Regions from separate parts of the Homo sapiens genome. Here region 1 is linked to region 2. A link is a loop called in an ENCODE intact Hi-C map of the cell type or tissue named here. Cell type or tissue: heart right ventricle. All regions are shown on one strand. Links, peaks and the distances in the headings refer to the core of each region. The heading gives the core; the rest is flanking DNA. Region 1 overlaps ME3 (malic enzyme 3). Region 2 overlaps ME3 (malic enzyme 3).

Region 1 (10,782 bases), core at 3,245-7,244, 56 kb before region 2:
GCAATCCCATTACTGGGTATATACCCAAAGGATTATAAATCATTCCACTATAAAGACACATGCACACGTATGTTTACTGCAGCACTATTCACTATAGCAAAGACTTGGGACCAATCCAAATGCCCATCAATGATAGACTGGATAAAGAAAATGTAGCGGCCGGGCACAGTGGCTCACACCTGTAATCCCAGCACTTTGGGAGGCCCAGGCAGGCGGATCACAAGGTCAGGAGATTGAGACCATCCTGGCTAACACAGTGAAACCCCATCTCTACTAAAAATACAAAAAATTAGCCGGGTATGGTGGTGGGTGCCTGTAGTCCCAGCTACTCAGGAGGCTGAGGCAGGAGAATGGTGTGAAGCCGGGAGGCAGAGCTTGCAGTGAACCCAGATCATGCCACTGCACACTCCAGCCTGGGCGACAGAGCAAGACTCCATCTCAAAAAAAAAAAAAAAAAAAAAGAAAATGTGGCACATATGCACCATGGAATACTATGCAGCCATAAAAAGGTTAAGTTCATGTTATTTGCAGGGACATGGATGAAGCTGGAAACCATCATTCTCAGCAAACTAACACAGGAACAGAAAACCAAACACTGCATGTTCTCACTTATAAGTGGGAGTTTAACAATGAGAACACATGGACACAGGGAGGGGAACATCACACACTGGGGCCTGTCGGGCGGGTGGGGGGTTGGGGGAGTGATAGCATTAGGAGAAATACCTTATGTAGATGACGGGTTGATGGGTGCAGTAAACCACCATGGCATGTGTATACCTATGTAACAAACCTGCACGTTCTGCACATGTATCCCAGAACTTAAAGTATAATAAAATAAAATAAAAAATAATTCAAAACCAAAAACAAAAAAAATAAGAAGCCACTCTTTTTAGACAAAACTCAATGTGAGCAAACAGAACATTTAGTGCATTGTACAGGTCAATGGGAGATCAAGGTTATCTGAGGAATGGTCCACTCAACTCCTGCTTATATGTACGTATTTCCTTCTCAGGGCTAGGAAATTCTCCCCACACCTATCCTTTTGATCACCATGGCTGTGATTGCCAGGGACAAAGGAGGAAAAGGACAGAGCCAGATAAAAAAGAAACAAAAGTCAGTTTGTTTAAATTGCCAGGGAATAATGCCTTTGGCTAAAGGAAGTCAACCCAGAACATCCTGTTCTAGTTAATAAAGTTCATCTGTCTCCCATTTAAGTAAGGAAAACATAATGTCTGCATTTGTGGGGGCTGCTCAGCCATTGCCACCTTCACTCCCACCCAAACTCATGGATGGCTGAGGAGTGTCCGTCCTTTCCCCAGAGCAAGCTGCTCCTTCTGGATGCTAAAGTCCTAGGCAGGCCACATGCATTTAAGCACAAATTCACTTTTTCAGATGCAAATCTCAAAGCTTTCACTAAAAAAGTAAGCCAGTTCCCTCAGTGATTGAACTCTGTATAATTCAGACACAAAAATAAATGTTCCTTCTCTCCTCTACCTCTGTTCCAAAGTATTTCAGCAATGTGGGATCTAGATACAATTAACTTACTCCATGTGACATTCATGTCAAATAACAGCTGAACAACCTTATGCTTTGGAAGGACTCCTCCTCCTTCCACCTTCCTAAGATCTATTCCGGCATCAATTCCCAAGCCACGGCATCAAATAATCCATGACAGATTCTGGATTGCCCAGCTGGTCTTGTCTGGGAAGGTGCCCATTTGTGAATCAGAGCTCTCAGCAAAAAATGACACTTCTGCAGATAAGCCTGCAAGCTTTTTCTTGTCAGAAAATGAAAAGTATGTGTTTTCATTTACTTTTGCATTTTCCTCCCTTAAATGCCAGAAACATTAGAGGCAAATTTGTAGCCACAGTGCTCTAATCTGCAAGAAAAATGAAAGACCGTGAGGGTTGGAAGGAGCCCTGAGATCACCTACTAATATCCTCACTTTATAGATGAGGAAAGTGAGGCCCAGAAAGGGGGAGGGATTATAGGTCACGCTACTAGTTCATGACAGGAACCCATATTTCATGACTCCCAGCTCCTTCTACTAATGTACAGTGGGCCGTGGAAATGTCTTCTACTCCTGCCTCCTTCCGATGGTCTCTGTTCACTTTGCAGTGAGCTGCCTTTCACCATCCTTTTGTCCGGTGATTCTCAAAGTGTGGTCCCTGGCCAGAAGCATCAACATCACCTGGACTTCGTTGATACGTAAATTCTCTGGTCCCATCCCAGACTTGCTCAGTCTATTTTAACAAGCCCTCCAGGTGATTTTAATGCTCACTAAAGTTGAGATACTTACTTTAACCTGTTAGCTTCATCCAACCTATTCACAAGGGGATCAGATCCACCTGATTTCATAGCTCTTTTTCAGTTTGGCTGTTCTAGTTACCTAAGGCAGAAGTTCACTTAAGTTACCTCTGGAGAAAGAGTGTCTATTGTAAAGTTTTGACCAGGAACTGGAATGGAAAGCTGTCATGAACTGAGGCAGCTCTAGGGACCACTCTTTCTGTGTTTTTCCCTGTTTCTCTTCCATCTGCCCTTATCTCCTCTTTCCATAATATTCCTTTACTTCCAGGTCTATTACTTTCTGTTCCTTCTTAGCTGGCATTTGCCATTGGCCTACCACAACCTGACTCTAAAGTCTAAACCATGGTATCCTTTTTGCCTTAATTTTTCTTCCCAAGTGGAAAATTCTTTCTATATGACTGCTTTCATGTCTCATTTCAAATTCCTGAAAAGGACATTAACTGGTCCAGTGTATCTCTTGAGCCCGGCCACACGGGGTACACGGTTACCTAAATGATTAACCACCCTTGAGCCTGATGTTTGCTCCTATCTAATCTATTATTGACATCACATGAGTGGGCAGCTATTACTATTACAATGTGGGTAATTACATGAGGGAGTCAAGAGGATGAGAGTGAAACTTGGAAGTGAGACTTCTGTGTAGTGATAGGAACTTCAAGAGGAAATTGGGGAAGAGAGGAGGATGGCAGATGTAGAACTCCCCTCCCAACCCTGTGAATGAGATGAGGGGGCTTGGGTGGTGGGGCTGAACAATTTGGCTTGCTGAAGGTTGAGTTGGAGATGGAGGTTCTGTTATCTTATTATGACCTCAACCTTCAAGAGTACTTCCAGGTTGGGATGGGCTGGAAAATACGGGATGCAGATTATCAACTCCCTAAAAGTCACAGAAGATCCAAGCTGTAAAGAATTTCAGGGAACACTCAGGTCAGCAGTTCTCAGCCCTGGCTGCCCATTAGAGTCCTCTGAAGAGCTTCTGAAAGCCAGAGATGCCTGGGCTCCACTTCAGGGATTCTGATTTACAGCTCTCCAGACACGTTTAGTGCACAGCCGGGACTGAGAATTGGTGCTCTAACTAGACCCTTTTAATTTTACAGGTGGGGAAATTTAGGTTTGGCTGCATAATATTACCATGGATCACTTAAAAATCTATTTCTAACTTGTTTATAGAATTTGGGTTACTAGATCATAAAATGTTAGAGCTAGAAGAGATCACGGAAGCCATGCAGCAGAACCCTACCACTGTTACTACAGACTAATGAGCTAAGTGACTTGCCTAAGGAGTTGTAGCCAGAAAGGGGATGATTGAGGGCAAGAACCCAGATCTCCTGACTCCTAATCCAGTGCTCTCCCTATAACAGCCAAGGACAAGGGACTAAAAGGGCCAGATGAGAGGTTAACCAGAACCGGCTGCAGACCTTGTACACAGTCTACTCAAGGACGCCTTTCCAGCAGCACAGCTGAAAGTTTCGCAGCAGAGTCTGGGTGAAATTGGAATGTCAAGCAGTCTTGGCCAAAGGAATCAGTGCTTTGGTGCCCTGAGATTGGGCAGAAGGCTGGTTTGATGATGCTAGTCCTTGCTTTCTGCTTGCCTCCCAATTTTGCTGGGAGTATGTGTGTGTGTGTTTGTGTGTATTCCCAACCAACGGACACCTGGGTTGGAACTGTGTTGTGATGTGCTCAAAAACCATGCCCTGGGTGTCAGGGATCTCTCCATTTACTGGGGCAAGGTTGTCTTTGTTTTCCAGAGTGGCTTTGATCAAAGTGTTGGCATTCATTGGTCTTGTGTACAGCTGGAAATGGGCTCCAGTGGGTATTTAGGAAGCAGAGGTGTGTAATTCATGTCCCAGGGGTCCCTCTGGGTGTGTGTGCACATGCATGTGCATGTGGGGGTTGCCGGTGGGCTGGTGGAGGTGGTTGAAGACAAGAAGGTTCCAATGCAAGAAAATGAAGCATACCAGACATATTGAGCGGGAAGTAGGAAACTCCAAGGAGGTAAATGTGAACCTTAACCATATCCTCTTATGGGTATGGGGTGAGAGGGAAGAAGAGATGAAAAAGTAATACCCCTCCTTTAAGCTTATGAGGAAGTTTACAATTGATAAAGCATGTTCACATGCGTTTAGCCCTTCTGACCCTCATAATGATGCCACAAGGTGGATAGTTCCTGTGATCCGAGCTTGGAGCTGTGGAGTAGCTCCAAGGCCACATGGTATTTAGATAAGGGGGCTGAACCACTACCTCTGACTCCAGCCCAAGTGCTCTGTCCAACATGATATAGTATGTTTCCCAAGTGTGAGAGTGTGTGTGTGCACCCATGTGTGTGCCCCTCCTGGGTGCAGACTTATCTGGCAAGGGAGTTTAAGTGAAGGCCAGAATGATGTGTCATGTTTACCAGGGCCAACCAGAAGCTGGACTATGAATTCAGGAACAACACAGGAAATTGGCTCTTGGTCAGCTGTGATGTCTTAGATAAGTCAGCTTTCGTTTTCATCTCAGTGAAATAATAAGCACCTCAAGGAGTTGTTATAGGGCTCAACAATAATGCACACAAAATAGCTAGACCAGGGCCCACCATGGGAAGTACATGCATTCAATAAATGGTAACTCTTAATATCCTGTATGTATGTTATTGGCCAGTGTGCAGAAGACCACCTATTTGCAGATAAGAAAGACAGCAGCTTGGCTCAGGGCCAAGGGCTGCTGGCTTTGTCCAAATACATCTTCAGGTACTTTCCACAGAGCTTCCGACTACATAAAACCAAGTCCCACTTCCCAGCCTCACCTTTCTAACTCATCACAGCCCGATCTCTGATTCCTCACACATACTTGCTAATGATTTGCTAGTTAAGTGCAAGTACAGATGATTTCAGGTCTGAATCAAACAACAGAGTGTGGCGGTACTTCAGAGGACTGGGGTGGCCTCAGCAGGTTTACAGTGTGTATTCTTGGGTGGGGTGACTGAGTAGATGACAACTCCTGGGGTCCTGGGTCAAACAGATCACAGCTGCTGAGCTCCTACTAGGGCCAGGCCCTTTACATTTGGAATCTCATTGAATCCTCCCAAGCAGCCATGTGAATAAGTGTTATTTCCATTTCACACATGAGGAGGCTGAGGAGGTGCTAAATTAATTGTCAAAAGTCATCAGGAGCTGAGATTCAAGGCCAAGCCTGCCTGGCTTCAAAGTCCGTGCTGCTTCTACTACCTACAACCCAGCCCTCTGACAAAGACGCTCCTTTGACCAAAACTTTAGTTGGGCTCCTGAGTCCCCTCTGACTAGATCAGACATTGGGCTTCCCTCCCTGTCCTTGTAGAATCCAGTGTGAGCAAGAATCCTGCTAAGTCGGTTTGGCCAAAATCCTCCACCTGCCTTTGGTAACTTGCCACCCTTGTTATCTCAGGACCCTGGTCCGCCTTCAGCAATAATCCCATCCTGTCAATTTAACCAGAAACCCCTTATTCTTGATGTTTCCTCCTAGTAATTATCCAAGCACCGCCCCCCATGCTGTTCCTGGGTTATAAATCCCCATTTGTCCTTACTGGAGTCAGAGTTGAGTCCAATCTCTCCCTCACTGCAAGACTCCTCTGCCATAGTTCAAAATCTATCGTAGTCCTCTGCCCTCCAGCTCCTGAATAAAGTCTGCCTTACCATCTTTAACAAGTGTCATAATGTTTTCTTTCAGACCTCCATCACCCATACGGGTTGGACCCTACACCAAAGCTGGGAAATGTTAGGTCTAAAGGCGGGTGCAGCACATTGCTTGGAGCCCAGGAGGATGAGGCATGTGAAGACAGGGCTGGTCAACAGGGATGTGGCCTGGGAGAGGGAGAGTATTCACTGACACTGGACCCCATATGGCTTCCTCCCCATGCCCTTCCTCTGGGTTGAGTTCTGTCTCGGCCTCCACCCAGCCTCACCTCTGGCTTTCACCTCTTCCAGCTCACACACTAGTGACTGACCTTCATGGGGCGTTCCCTCAAGCCAGGCTCATGGAGGCGCATGCAGAGGAGTGTCAAGTGAGAGGCAGGATGAGGCAAAGGAGGCTCCACCAGAGCCCAGAACCTTCTGTGGTGCCTATCTGCCCAGAGACACTCAGGTGCCCCTGAGATACTCTTTCCCCGGTAATGAGGTGATGCAGAGCCCCAGGCAGGTTGGAGTCTCAATTTTAGCATCAGCTGGATGTAATTAGCTTTGGTGGGGGGCCAGACACCATTACAGAGGACTTCATTGTTCTTGGGAACCTGGCAGGAGTGTTTATCGTTTCAGAAACTGAGAAGGTGCTGGCTCTCTCCCTCTTGGCCTCGGGACTGTCCTCCCTTCAGATGCTAATCCACAAAGTAAGTCCAAGCCAGGTCTCAGATGAAGTTCAGGGCTTGGGTGGAGCCCAAACTTTTATTTCCCCCAGGAGCAAGGCAGGTGTGGAATCCACACCTGGAAAGCAGCCAAATGGAAACCTAGAGCAACAACTCAGAATGTCACATGTCAGATAACTTAATTGGGTAATCATCTGAAGAAGGGTTTGTGCACAACGTATTCGAGAAGTCTGAACCAAGAGTGTGAGGGACTAATCCAAGAAGATGGTTAAGTCTGCCCAAGCCTGCCTCAAGCTCACTCAGCTGCAGGCCCCCGGACCCTGCTGGATCAATTCCTCCCAGGAGAGCTCTAGAAGTGGTATCTAGCAATCCCCACCTGAGACCCCTGGGAAGTCAAACATTCCTGGAGCTGCAACGACATCCCACCCAGAATGCCCACCAGCTGTGCACAGTCCGAAACTGTAAGAGGCAGTGTAGTGTGGTGGTTGCCTGTCTACACTTTGGTTCAGATTGGCTTGGGCCCTGGCTTTGCTGGTTATAAACTATGTGTGACTTTGGGTAAGTTATTTCCCTGTGCCTCAGTTTTCCCATTTGCAATTGAGATGATAATAGGGCCTACCTCCTAGGGAGGTTGTAATCATTAAATGCATTAAGATATGTAAATTCAGTCCTGGTGGTGTCCCTGGATTCTGGAGTGGGCTCTGGAGGCAAATTCTACTTTTACAAGCCTGTTGCATATGCAAGGTCCTAACCCTTCTACTAGTTCATCTGGAACCACTGAAGCCACTACAATCTAGTTTCCATAAGAGCATATGGAGTGAGGGCTTCCACACATCCTGGCAATAGGGGCCAGAGTGGGGTAGACTTGAATTTCCATTAGATCTCAGTCAGGGGAGATGGTTAATCTTGCCTTAGGGGGATAAAGGTCCTCTTCAGGAAAAAGCTGGTTCTGGAAAAGCAAAATTGTGTATGTTTGCATAATTTTGGGTTTGGTTTCCTTCTGAAGTTAAAAGTGTTAGTTTGTTACATGTTCAATGATTCAATTTTCTTGGTAAATATTTAAACATGCATATGTATAATATGATTCTACATCTATCAATCCTTTCTCCTTTCTACAATAGTTACTGAAGAGAAATAGACACTGACATTTATCTGGTTCCAATTTTATGCCAGGTACCTGATCCACACTTCTCATTTTACCCTCATAATGATTGAGTTAGGTAGTATTGTTACCTCAATTTCATAAATGTGGAAATTAAGGCAGAGAGAGGATAAGAAAATCACCCAGGGTCAAGGAGATTAAAATTCGGGGCTGATTGCAAAGAACCAATTCTTCACACTGAGTACACAGCATTACTTTCCCAACCGAGTGACAATTACTTGCCAAGTATTGGTCTAGAATACCCAACAGATCCATCATGTTTCTTGACCCTTCAAGAAGTTTGTATTCTAGTAGAAGACAGTTATATACAAACAACTAAAAACATGAAAAACAAAAAGAAAACTATGGGATAGACGAAGTATGTGTAATGGATTTTGAGGAGGCCAAGAAAGGGGTGGTCAGTTCAGCCTGAGGGGATGGGGGAGGGCTCCGTGGAGAAGTTGACCCTTGGGGTGGGCCTTGAAGGATAACCAGAATTGTGATGAGTGGAGACCAAGGAAAGGGGAGATGCAGGAGTTTGAGGCAGACAGGACCATACGTGCCAAGGCATGGAGAAGAACATCAGTGTACTTGGGCATGGAGAACAGATCAGAGTAGTTAGAACACTGAATTTTGGAGCTGGGCTGTGACAGGCTTAGATATCTCAGACTGTTGGGCTTGATTCTTTAAGCCCTAGGGAGCTGCTAAATGCCTCAGATGAAATGCCATGAGCTGATCTGTGCAGAAAGGATCATTTCTGAGAAGGAACAGGGGAAGTACATAGAGTCCTGCATCCTTCAGAAATGTACCATCAGCTCCTAATGTCTCTACCACTATTGGTTTTGGGAATGAGAATAAGAGAACAGGAGTCTCCTTCCTGTTGCAAGAAGCATGTTGAAGACCAGAACTGTTATGGAGCCCTGGCATAGTGAGCCTCTATAGGTTTGCAAAAGCTTAGCTGTTCTGAGTGATGAGGATGTGTCTGCTGCAACAGCCAGACACACCACCATCAGGATGAGGTTTGATGTGCTATCCTTTGCCAACGGTAACAGTGGGATCCGGAAAGAAACAGGACTGGCATTGGGAACACACTGTGACCATCTTGTAATATTCAACCGAAATGCTGGCTACAAAACTAGAAGATTGTTTTTCCAAATTAAAAAAAGCTGTTTTGAATCCATGATTACATGTTCCCCATAAAACGCGTGATTTACAAACACTAACTTATAAATTCTACATAAATGTAAATTACATATCTGTGCACAGTATGTTGCATATTTACATATTTGAACGTAGACTAGAACAATGTTCCATTACATATACCAGGTAGCTCTTTTAACATTAGTGCTAGAACTATGTATTTATAATTATAAGGCACCTTGCACCAAGGACTCTACCATTTTTTCTTTTTTTTAAAACATATATTCTGAAGTCATTTTGAAAAAAAACCTGATTGCTTTAGAAAACTCCTCAAAATTCTTTGGCTCTGAGAGAAAATGGAGTGCCAAAGTTTTGTCTAATAAAATGACATTTAAAGTGGAATCTGAGTCAAGCCCAAAGGAAGATATGCTGGTTTTTCAAACATCAAAAGAATTCAGTCTTTGGTATCCAACACTCCATTATTCATTGGCCTGAATTGGCAGGAGAGCTGTTGGTACTTTGGAGGTGACCAGAGGGGGTGAGAGAAGTGACAGGTAGATAATGAGAGAAATACAACCTGAACTCTCTCTCAGGCCAACTCTGAGCATGCTGGGCATTTATTATTTGGAGGTGAAGAAGAGTCAATAAACCCTTGCTAGCTACTCTTTTCACTCATTTCTCTGCTTACGGGGTCATTTTTCTGAGCAAGTGCTTGAAATCAAATGTCTTTTTGTTGGACCACTGACCCAATCAGAGTTAGCCTCCAGAGTCCCAATATGCATGAAGGGCGGAAAGAATTTATTCCCCTCTATGAGGCAGCCCCTCCCAGAGCCCTCACTCCACGGGGGCTCACCGGGGCCTGCGGAAAGTCAGGCCATAGTGCTGACAGGCCAGCCCCACGGTAGGCGTGTACACGATTGGCATGAACTTCTCCACGTCCGAAGTCAGCACTCGGTAGAAGAGCTTCTCGTTCCGGTCTTGGAGTGTCATGAGAATGATGTACCTTGTAAAAGGAGAGAAAAAGCAAGCTGACATGTGGTAGCAGCAGGCCCTGATGCCTCTGTGGTGTGGTGCAAAGACCCAAGGCTCCTGTTCCTGCTCAGCCCGGAACATTCATGGGCAAGCCATCTGCCCTGAGCATGAGCTTCAACAGCTATGAAATGTGAAGATGACCTGCTTGTGGTGCTTATTATTATACATGGTGTAGATACTGTTCTAAATATTTTACATTAACTCCTTTAAAACTTCCAATGGCTTGTGAAGTAGGGATTATAATTCTTGCTATTTTAGAGGCAAGGAGACTCATGTAGAGAGAAATTGACTCACCCCAATTCTCATGGCGTGTGGGAATTTGAATCTAAGCAGTCTGACTCTGGAATCTGTGCTCTCAACCACTGTTCAAGATGCTTATGATATTATGTGAACATTAATGAATGACAATAGCATAATAATATTCTGGAGGTGGGGTAGGGTCAAGGAAAATTCTGGGCATATAAGCACTCTAGGACTGGCCTCTCCTACCACACTGGACTGGTTCCTGTCACGAGTTGTGATTTCCAAAAATAATCTCTCTTTTACCTAATCCCTGAGACCTGAAATCACTAAGCCAGGGAAAGAGGCTTCCATTCAGACTCCTAAGAATGCAAAAACCTCTGTGAGAGAAAACCTAGGGGTTGAAATTCACAATTAAGTGTGACTGCTAATATCACAACCTTTCTGGATAATAATCTTGGGGAGAATACCAAGGTACTTGATGCTCTGGCATGAGGTGGGATGGGAGAAATTTTCTAACAGGGGTAAAAAAGTCTGTGGTCTGGTGAAATGATCTCTGGGCATGACATCAGGATCCTATGTTTGAATCCCAGCTCTGCTGTTTATTAGC
Region 2 (10,782 bases), core at 3,507-7,506:
TCAGGACATAGGCATGGGCAAGGACTTCATGTCTAAAACACCAAAAGCAATGGCAACAAAAGCTAAAATTGACAAGTGGTATCTAATTAAACTAAAGAGCTTCAGCACAGCAAAAGAAACTACCATCAGAGTGAACAGGCAGCCTACAAAATGGGAGAAAATTTTCGCAACCTACTCATCTGACAAAGGGCTAATATCCAGAATCTACAATGAACTCAAACAAATTTACAAGAAAAAAACAAACAACCCCATCAAAAAGTGGGCAAAGGATATGAACAGACACTTCTCAAAAGAAGACATTTATGCAGCCAAAAGACACATGAAAAAATGCTCATCATCACTAGCCATCAGAGAAATGCAAATCAAAACCACAATGAGATACCATCTCACACCAGTTAGAATGGCAATCATTAAAAAGTCAGGAAACAACAAGTGCTGGAGAGGATGTGGAGAAATAGGAACACTTTTACACGGTGGGACTGTAAACTAGTTCAACCCCTGTGGAAGACAGTGTGGCGATTCCTCAGGGATCTAGAACTAGAAATACCATTTGACCCAGCCATCCCATTACTGGGTATATACCCAAAGGACTATAAATCATGCTGCTATAAAGACACATGCATACATATGTTTATTGCGGCACTATTCACAATAGCAAAGACTTGGAACCAACCCAAATGTCCAACAATGATAGACTAGATTAAGAAAATGTGGCACATATACACCATGGAATACTATGCAGCCATAAAAAATGATGTGTTCATGTCCTTTGTAGGGGCATGGATGAAACTGGAAATCATCATTCTCAGTAAACTATCACAAGGACAAAAAACCAAGCACCGCATGTTCTCACTCATAGATGGGAATTGAACAATGAGAACACATGGACACAGGAAGGGGAAAATCACACTCTGGGGACTGTTGTGGGGTGGGGGGAGGGGGGAGGGATAGCATTAGGAGATATGCCTAATGCTAAATGATGAGTTAATGGGTGCAGCACACCAACGTGGCACATGTATACATATGTAAGTAACTGGCACATTGTGCACATGTACCCTAAAACTTAAAGTATAATAATAAAAAAAAAAGTTAAAAAAAAAAAGTTGTCAATAGATAGGAGTGTCTGGGTTGTGATAAGAAGTTGTAGAGACCAAAGTTTCATCATGCAGATGAAGCCTCCAGACTTCAGAGAGAACAGGCTGTAAATGTTTCTTATTAGGTTTAAGGTCTGTGTTGGTGTTAAAGCTGGAGGGGCAAAATGGGGCATGTCCAGCCCCCATTTCCTGTCGGGTCATGAACCAGTCTTTCAGGTTAAATTTTAGAATGCCCTGGTTAAGGAGGGAGTCCATTCAGATGGTTGTGGGGTGAGGTGGAGGGCTTCAAATTTTATTTTTGGTTTACACTACATAGGGTTGTCTCTTACAAGAAAAAAAAGAACAAAAAGATTCCCTCCATCCATATAACCATTGCTCCCTACATGTTATAACTGCTTGTTCTGTTGAGAAACAACTGAAAACTGGATAAAGGTAGAGAATTTATAAATGAAATACAGTAAACATAAATAAGCATATAAAATGATATAAATGTAAATAGCTTTACATAGGTTTATATCTATAACTCAATTTAGTCTTCTCAACAAATTAATGAGGCAGATATTATTATTTTCATTTTATAGATCAGGGAACTGAGGTATAGAAAGTGTGAGTAATTTGGGAGGCAGCTGACACAGTAGTTTGAGTAGACAAACTTCTAGGTTAGAAATTACGTCTTAATAGACAGTTAAGAAAATTATTAGTTACAGTAAGTTAAGTTGAATTAATCCATTGTATCTTATATGTTTTAATTTAAAATTAACCATTTTAAAGTGAATGATTTAATAACATTTAGTGCATTCACAATGGTTTCAATCACCACCTCTATCTAGTTCCAAAATATTTTTATTACCCTAAAAAGAAATGCACCACTCATTAAGCAGTTGCTCCCCATTTCTCCTATTCCCTAAGCTCTGAGCAATCACCAGTCTTTCTGTCTCTATAGATTTCACTATTCTGGATATTTCATACAAACGGAATCATAACGTATGTGAATTTTTATGTACAGCTTCTTTCACTTAACACAATGTTTTTGAGGTTCATCCATGTTGTATCATGTATCAGTACTTCATTGCTTTTTATGCCTGATTAATATTCTATTGTATATACATACTGCAAATTATTTATCCATTCATTTGCTGATAGTCAAGACCCCAGGCCTACTGTGCCAATATGATTTCCAACCTATGCCACCGGTTCCTCCTCAGGGCATCTGCACATGCTGTTCACAATTAGAAGGCTGGATGTGCTTCTGAGTCATGGGGACTTTGACTTAAGAACCTGTGACCAGGTATTGGTCCTGAAAAGCATTTTAGAGGTGTCATATTGAAAAAATTATTCTGGTTTTAGAAGACTTTTGCTGGGGGCTCAGCTTTGCCACCAAAAACTGCTTAATTTAGCATAAGGCCAGTCTGTTTGGACATTAGCTATCTCATGTATTCAGAGTGCCTTCTAGCCATGACAATCTATGACCTGGCATTTTCTGTATGAACAAGTATTTTTTGTTGAATTACATCGAAGTCAATGATCCTTAAAATAGTCATTAATCATTGAAGTTTTTTATTTTAGGCTCTGTTTAACGTTATTTAAAATCTTTGTAACAACCCTTTAAAATAGATTTTTTAAAAATCACACCCATTTTACAGATGGAATGGACAACTAACTTCCCTGAGTCATACAGTCAGAGGGGGAGGGTTAGAGCTCAAACCCAGACAGCCTCATTCCAAACACCAGTTTTTTTTCCACTTTAAACCCCTGCCTCCAGGACACTCTTTCAATTATTTTCTGTTCTCTAAGTTTGCCTACCCCCAACCTCACCCCAAGTCCCATGGGCCTCCCACAAGTGCCCAGAAAAATCTGACTATTTCTCCACTACAGCCATTTTCTAAAAGCTTCTGGAGGCTGTGTGCATCCCTTCTAGTGAAGTATCTGGGAGTTCACCCTGTGTTGCAGAGAGAAGACTCCACCCCTCCTCCCTCCCCAAAGCTACCACAGCTTACTTGAGAATAACAACAATATCATGTGACCCTTACATAGCAATGGTCAATTTATCCATTGATCTCTACTATATAATGGGATTGTGACAGCAATTTTGTAAGTTGGATGAGGATTAATTTTATAAATGAGAATACTGAGGCTCGGAGAGGTCACCTGTGATGGTCACATACCTGGCTCCATGTACACTATTTCCCTCCTGGGCCTTTGCCATACTGTGCTGAGCTGCAGTTGGGGAAATATCTCAGGGACGTGCCTCATCAGGGTAGTCTGTTGTGGACAGCAGAGAGATGGGTGCGTCTCTGGCCACTTAGAGCCACACACACAAGTGCCACTCAGAACACTGGCCCTGACCCTAAAGAATCAATTAGTGGTCTGCCTGCAGCGAAGCTGTTTTCAGGGCCCTTTTAGTGCTCTCACATTCCACCAGGTATCCCCCTTGGCCCCATGAGCTTGACAGTCTTCCAAAATATTTCTGACAACCCCAGTGAGTGATGTTCACCAGATGCTGATCAGGACTCATGTTCTTACATGGGCATAATGGGAAAATCCTTCATTGCATACTGGGAAGTGACCAATAGTCCATGGTGCTTATAACTCTCCCAGTACAGAAAAGTGGAGGAATTTCAGTGGAGGGATGTGGTGTCTTTGGTTGGTTGATTGGTATTGATTTAGATGTTATTTGTCTTGAAAATCTGGCTGTGGGTTAACTAATGCTTACCCTTCCTGTTTTAATCATTCCTACTTCTTTTTCTAATCCATGTGTCACCAGGAGAAACAAATGTAAATATGTGAGGTTGCTGTTTTCAGCAAATTCATTCAGGATTCAATGCCAAACTAGGCTTTTCCTGAAAACCAACAACAAGCACCAACAGGAGGAGATAGAGTTACATTTCTTGTAAACCAACAGCCTGATTTTCATTGACACATTGTGGGTTTTGTTATTGTTGTTGTTGTCACTGTTGTTGATCTGGATAGAGGTACAGGCTTATTTTCATAGCTGAGTTTATGACTAAGTGCAGCACTGCTTCCTGAAACAATTCCATCAACTTAACACATTCACAGCCATGAAGAAATCTACCAATCTGTTCTCTCCTCTGAGTGATCTTTCTAACTTGCAAATGTGATGGTGCTACTTCTTATTTGGGATATCCTGGCTGTAACTGGGATATTTCAGACATACTGGCGGGGCTGAACTTTAACTCCTCTCATCCTTCAATGTTCTCAGGCATGCAAAATTTTCCCTAACCCCTTTCTCCCTCCCTTTTCCCACCATACTCATTGGTGGTCATTTCTTCCTCTCTGATTCATAGCCCCATATACATACAATGAGTTGAGAGGCATAGTTTTTTTTTTTTTTTTTTTTTAAACTTCAGGGGAAAATATCCAAATAGAGCCTGGTGAATATCATCAGAAAAAAGGCAAACTAGGAGAGTAAGTCCTTCCTGTAAAGTCTTGCAGAATCTTAGAGTGGGAGGGGACTTAAGAGGGAAGGTACTTCCCACTCCCTTCTGCAATCTCTTTGATAGATGGTTTTTGTTGTTTTTTTTCAGCTTCCAATAGATCACATCTAGAGATAGGGAAGTCGGTGTTTTTTTTAAAAGAAATATATATATATATATATTATATACACATATTTTACATTGAGCAAAAGTTGATCTCGCAGTGAACTCTCTTATACGTCCTTGGTCGGACTCTGGAGCCATGCAGAATACGCCTACTCCCCGTTCGACATGATAGACCTTCAGATATTGGGGGGGCACTTATCTGCCTTTTGACCTTCAGAAACAGAATGGGGCCCTGGAATCATTCTTTCTGGCATGTTGGGACACAGATCATGCCATGTCTCCCCTGGGTGCCAGAAGTACCTATGAGGTATTTCCCACATGCTTGGCACCAGGCTACTGTTTGGGGAGAAAGTAAATACATTTTATTTCAGAATTGATTAATTTAAACATAAGCAGCATACTCCTTAATATAAGGTTACAATGCAAAAGAAACCAAAAAACAAAGCCAGAAAAATCCAGAAGGTAATTCTTAGAGAGACAGGGAAGGTTCCAAACATTTTTAAATGGATCTAGCAGATTAAAGTTCAGCTGCAGCTCATTATTTATGAAATGTTATTCCTGTTTCTTGCAGAGGGAGAAAGAAGCAGCCAAGAAATACTGCCGTGTACCTCTTGAGTCCACGCACGCTTGCTTAATTTAGAAAAAATTACTAGGAGGGGCCACTATGGGGAGCTGGAGACCACTCTGTAATGAAGCCCATTTCTACTAAAACAAAGTATGCATGAGATGGAAGCAATCTGGGCAATGTTGAATCGATTCGGGGAAATGATCCCAGGATTTTTCTCTGAGGATGCACTCTCAATAGTGGATAGTGATGTTTTCAGGTGTAATTTAAATGCCGTTTTGCTCAGTCAGAGCAATGGACTCAAATTCCCTCTCAGCTCCCTCTAGAGGTTAAAGTGTGCAGCTGCTGGCAGAACTTGTGGGCTTGGAAACCTGCCCATGTCCAGAGGGCAGTCAAGATGAATACAAGGAGTTATCGGTTCTTTCTGTTAATTAGAGCAAAATCTGTTGGTTGAAAAAATTAAAAATAAAGTAAAACTTTACTATTCTCTAAATACAGTAAGGCTGAGATGAAATACATTGTGAATATGCATTCATATAGAAGAGGTAGTAACTGGTATATCAGATAATTAACTGGTATATAAGATAATTCACTGGTAAGTCTTGGTGCAATGAAGAAAGTAAAAATTCCATAATGACTTCCCAGATATACTTACTTCTAAAAAGGCACGTATTTTTTTGGATAATGGATAACAATTGACATGATCGTGATTATAGCCACCAATGATTGAGCTCTTATGTGTCAGGCACTGTGTAAACACTTTACTGGCATTTTTCTCATGTAATCTTCATAAATCCCTTTTAGATAGATTCTATAGTTAGCACCATTTTACAGACCAGGAAGCAAGAACTTAGAGAAGTTAAATCCTTCATACAAGGTCATGCAGCTGACATGTAGTGATGCCTGGATTTGAACTCAGGTTTATTCTCTTAAACACAATAAAATAGTGCTTTCTCATCAGAGGTGCAGGACTCAGCAAGATTAATGAGTAGTCCCAGGTACCCAAGTAGTAAGTGGTGCCATTAATGTGTGGTTGATTGACAGTGTATATACAGTGCCTGGTCCATCATGAATATTCAGTGAAAACCAAGTCCCTTACCCTCTGAAATGACCATGATTCTGACTACATGTGTCCTGAGTATGTCTTCCAGAGCAGAAAAAGCTCTGGGAGATAGCCTGTGCCATTTAATCTTTGCATCCTGTCACCTAGACCTGTACACTGCCTATACTGGGTGCCAAATGAATATTTGCTAAATGAATCAGTGAATGATTGAATTAGGCCTGTCTTCAAGGAGCTTACAATCTGCTATGAATCATAAGTGTGCATATATGTATGCATGCACACACACACACCCCTAACCAAACCCTAGTATACTAGTCAGAAGTGAGTTAAAACATACTGAAGAATATATATCAGCAATGCTGCACTCTTAAGCCAGAAAACTTGCCCATGTTTACAAAGACATGTACAAGAATATTGATTACAAAATTGTAATAGCAAAAAATTGGGAACAACTTAAATGTTCTTCGACATAGGCATGGAGAAGTAAGTTTCAGTTTACTGATGTGATGGAATGCTAAATAAATGGTCTAAAACCAAATGTATAAAATGGATAACTCTAGAAACACAGTAAGCAAAATTATATATAAATATAATGATAATAATAGCTAACACTTACTCAACACATTATGCACCAGGCATTTCTTTATGCGCTCTGCATTTGTTAACCCATTTAGTCCTCACAACCCTTCAAGGGTATAAACTATCATCAGACCCATCCTAGAAGTCAGGAAGTTGAGGAAGGCTACATACATTTCATATAATGTCTAACATGTTTAAACATATGCCAAAAGGCTATACTTTAAGAATGCCTCCATGTGTAGTAGAAGTGTAAAAACATGCAAGGGAATCATTAAACACCAAATTTATGACAGTGATTACATTAGGGGTGATGAAAGGAACATGACCAGAGAGATGAATAGAGGGGGCAGCAGATGTATTTATAATGTTTCATTTAAAAAACTAGATGATTGGTATATGGATATTTTTCATATTATCGTTATATTTTTTCCTGTGTCTGAAATACTTTATAATAAAGTGATCTGCAAGCAGAAACTAAATACCTTGAGACCTCAAAGGAAAGAACCATTACTCCTGATATTTCATGGAGAAAGGGGCATTTAAGTTGAGCCTAGATATTATGGGGAGGATAGTGCTAAAAATTTAGCAAATGTGGAAATCAGTGCATATGCCATGGGAGTGATGCCGTGCACAAAGGTAGAAGGTGCAGCAGCAGGAGATTCCACTTTCCATTCCAAGGCCCCTGGGAAGCCCAGCCTGAGCGACTCACATCCCTTGCTGCTCAGGGTGGCTGTGCATGCATGAATCTATTGGCACCCTGTAGTTCTCTTTTGGGCTGTGGGGTTGGGGGGTGGCTCTTGTCTTCTACTCAAAGGCAGATTGCTGCAATAGGGGGTGGCGGGGGGGCAGGGTCTGTGCTCACAAGCATGAACAATAACTGACAGAGTATTTGCTTTTGAGCTTTGGGAGAAACAATGAGGACTTGTTGCAACTCAAGACCCAGTCAGTGACTGGCTGACAACAAATAGGTGATAAGTGTTTTGCTGAACAAAACAGCACCAACTGTTGGCCAGAAAAGCCAGGCACAGTGGACGATGGCAGACAATCCAGTTGTCAGGCAGCTGTAGCACTGGGGTCTGGACAGTCTCAAACTCCAGATATCACTTCAAGCCAACCTGACTTCCTAGACAGCGTTCTGAATTTGGGTCTCAACCTCATATATATGTGAATATTATTTAGCCCTAAAGAGTGAGAGAAATCTTGCCATTTGCCAAAACATGGATGAACCTGGAGGACATTAAGTTAAGTGAAATAAACCAGACATAGAAAGACAAATGCTGCATGATCTCAGTTACTTGAGGAATATAAACAAGTTGAACTCATAACAGAAAATAGAATTGTGGTTGCCAGGGCCCGGGGTGTGGGGAAATGGGGAGATGTTGGTCAAAGGGTATAAATTTTTAATTATGAATAAAGCCTCTCCTTACAGCAGACACTTGTAAACAAAAAGAGAAAAAAAGGTGAGTAAGTTCTGAAGATCTAATGTACAGTATGGTGACTATAGTTAATAAGAATTGTATACTTGAAATTTTCTAAGAGAGTAGATCTTAAGTGTTCTCAACACAAAAAAAGGTGGGTAACTATGTGAGGTGATAGATATGTTAATTCGCGTGATTGTGGTCATCATCTCACAATGTATGTATATATATTATATATATCAAATCATCACATTGTACATCTTAAATATATACAATTTCTATTTGTCAAATATAACTCAATAAAGTGGGGGGGGGGGGAAGAAAAATGAATATCTGATTAGTGCTGTATTCAAAGGAGGGCTTTTCCTTATCATGCAATGGGAAGACTCTAGAAGTTAAGTCTGAAAACAGGGCCTTGATTGTTGGCTCTTACTATGGGTCTAGATGTTTGATCTTAGGCAATCTACTCAGCCACTCTAAACCTCAGTTTTCTCATCTGTAAAATGGGGGTATTAATAGCTACCATCTGAAAAAGTTGCTGAGAGGAACAAAGACAATACACCAATATCAACCATTTATTGGATATGCATTATGTGCCTAGTTCTATGCTCAGCACTTTGGTTTACTCTTTTTTTATTTTTAATTTTTATTTCTTCTAAAAAGAATGAGATACATGTGCAGAACATGCAGGTTTGTTACATAGGTAGACATGTGCCATGGTGGTTTGCTGCACCTATTGACCCATCCTCTAAGTTACCTTCCCTTGCCCCCCAACCCCCAACAGGACCTGGTGTGTGTTTTTCCTCTCTGTATCCATGTGTTCTAATTTTTCAACTCCCACTTATGAGTGAGAACATGTGGTGTTTGGTTTTCTGTTCCTGTGTTAGTTTGCTGAGGATGATAGCTTCCAGCTTCATCCACGTCCCTGCAAAGGACATGATCTCATTCCTTTTTATAGCCACATAGTATTCCATAGTGTGTATGTACCACATTTTCTTTATCCAGTCTATCATTGATGACCATTTGGGTTGGTTCTATGTCTTTGCTATTGTAAATAGTGCTGTAATAAACATATGTGTGCATGTGTCTTTATAGGAGAATGATTTATATTCCTTTGGGTATATATCCAGTAATGGGATTGCTGGGTCAAATGGTATTTCTGGTTCTAGATCCTTGAGGAACCGCCATACTGTCTTCCACAATGGTTGAACTAATTTACATCCCCACCAACAGTGTAAAAGTCTTCCTATTTCTCCACAGCCTCACAACCATCTATTGTTTCCAGACTTTTTAATAATTGCCATTCTGACTGGTGCGAGATGGTATCTCATTGTGGTTTTGATTTACATTTCTCTGATGATCAGTGATGTTTAGCTTTTTTTCATATGATTGTTGGCCATGTAAATGTCTTCTTTTGAGAAGTGTCTGTTCATATCCTTTGCCCACTTTTTGATGTGGTTGTTTTTTTCTTGTAAATTTGTTTAAATTCCTTGTAAATTCTGGATATTAGACCTTTGTCAGATGGATAGATTGCAAAAATCTTCTCCCATTCTGTAGATTGCCTGTTCACTCTGATGCTAGTTTCTTTTGCTGTGCAGAAGCTCTTTAGTTTAATTAGATCCCATTTGTCAATTTTAGCTTATGTTGCAATTGCTTTTGGTGTTTTAGTCATGAAGTCTTTGCCCATGCTTATGTCCTGAATGGTATTGTCTAGATTTTCTTCTAGGGTTTTTATGGTTTTGGGTTTTACATTTAAGTCTTTACTCCATCTTGAGTTAATTTTTGTAAGGTGAAAGGAAGGGGTCCAGTTTCAGTTTTCTGCATATGGCTAGCCAGTTTTCCCAGCACCGTTTACTAAATAGGAGACCCTTTCCCCATTGCTTATTTTTTCAGGTTTGTCGAAGATCAGATGGTTGTAGATGTGTGGTGTTATTTCTGAAGTCTCTGTTCTGTTCCATTGATCTATGTGTCCCTTTATGTTAAAAACTCTCAATAAACTAGGTATTGATGGAACATATCTCAAAATAATAAGAGCTATTTATGACAAACCCACAGCCAATATCATACTGAATGGGCAAAAGTTGGAAGCATTCCCTTTGAAAACTGGTACAAGACAAGGATGCCCTCTCTCACCACTACTTTTCAACATAGTATTGGAAGTTCCGACCAGGGCATCAGGCAAGAGAAAGAAATAAAGCATATTCAAATAAGAAGAGAGGAAGTCAAATTGTCTCTATCTGCAGATGACATGATTTTATATTTAGAAAACCCCATCATCTCCGCCCCAAAACTCCTTAAACTTATAAGCAACTTCAGCAAAGTCTCAGGATACAAAATCAATGTGCAAAAATCACAACCATTTCTTTACACCAACAATAGACAGCAGAGAGCCAAATCATGAATGAACTCCCAGTCACCATTGCTACAAAGAGAATAAAATACCTAGGAATACAGCTAACAAGGGATGTGAAGGACCTTTTCAAGGAGAACTACAAACCACTGC

What was found. Peaks named below come from ENCODE experiments on the same cell type or tissue, not always from the same donor. Only the 100,000 strongest peaks of a DNase experiment are listed, where the experiment ranks them.
Region 1: a loop joins it to region 2, with 2.5 times the contacts of the local background. A loop is called at or near these places in 7 of 110 quality-filtered maps.

Annotation. Positions count from the first base shown.
Region 1 is chr11:86,546,800-86,557,581 of GRCh38, forward strand. ME3 (malic enzyme 3) reads right to left here. Exons shown (of 15, transcript NM_001161586.3): 4 at 9,754-9,903. Among named protein-coding and RNA genes, the nearest start is that of ME3, 120 kb to the right of the region's middle. In heart right ventricle, for the core only: no CTCF peak of the experiment used is centred there; no DNase peak of the experiment used is centred there; H3K27ac peaks cover 3,412 bases.
Region 2 is chr11:86,603,021-86,613,802 of GRCh38, forward strand. All of the region lies in intron 2 of ME3 (malic enzyme 3), which reads right to left. Among named protein-coding and RNA genes, the nearest start is that of ME3, 64 kb to the right of the region's middle. In heart right ventricle, for the core only: CTCF peaks have their summits at 3,964 and 5,541 (motif pointing left); a DNase peak (open chromatin) is centred at 5,571; H3K4me3 peaks cover 347 bases; H3K27ac peaks cover 1,928 bases.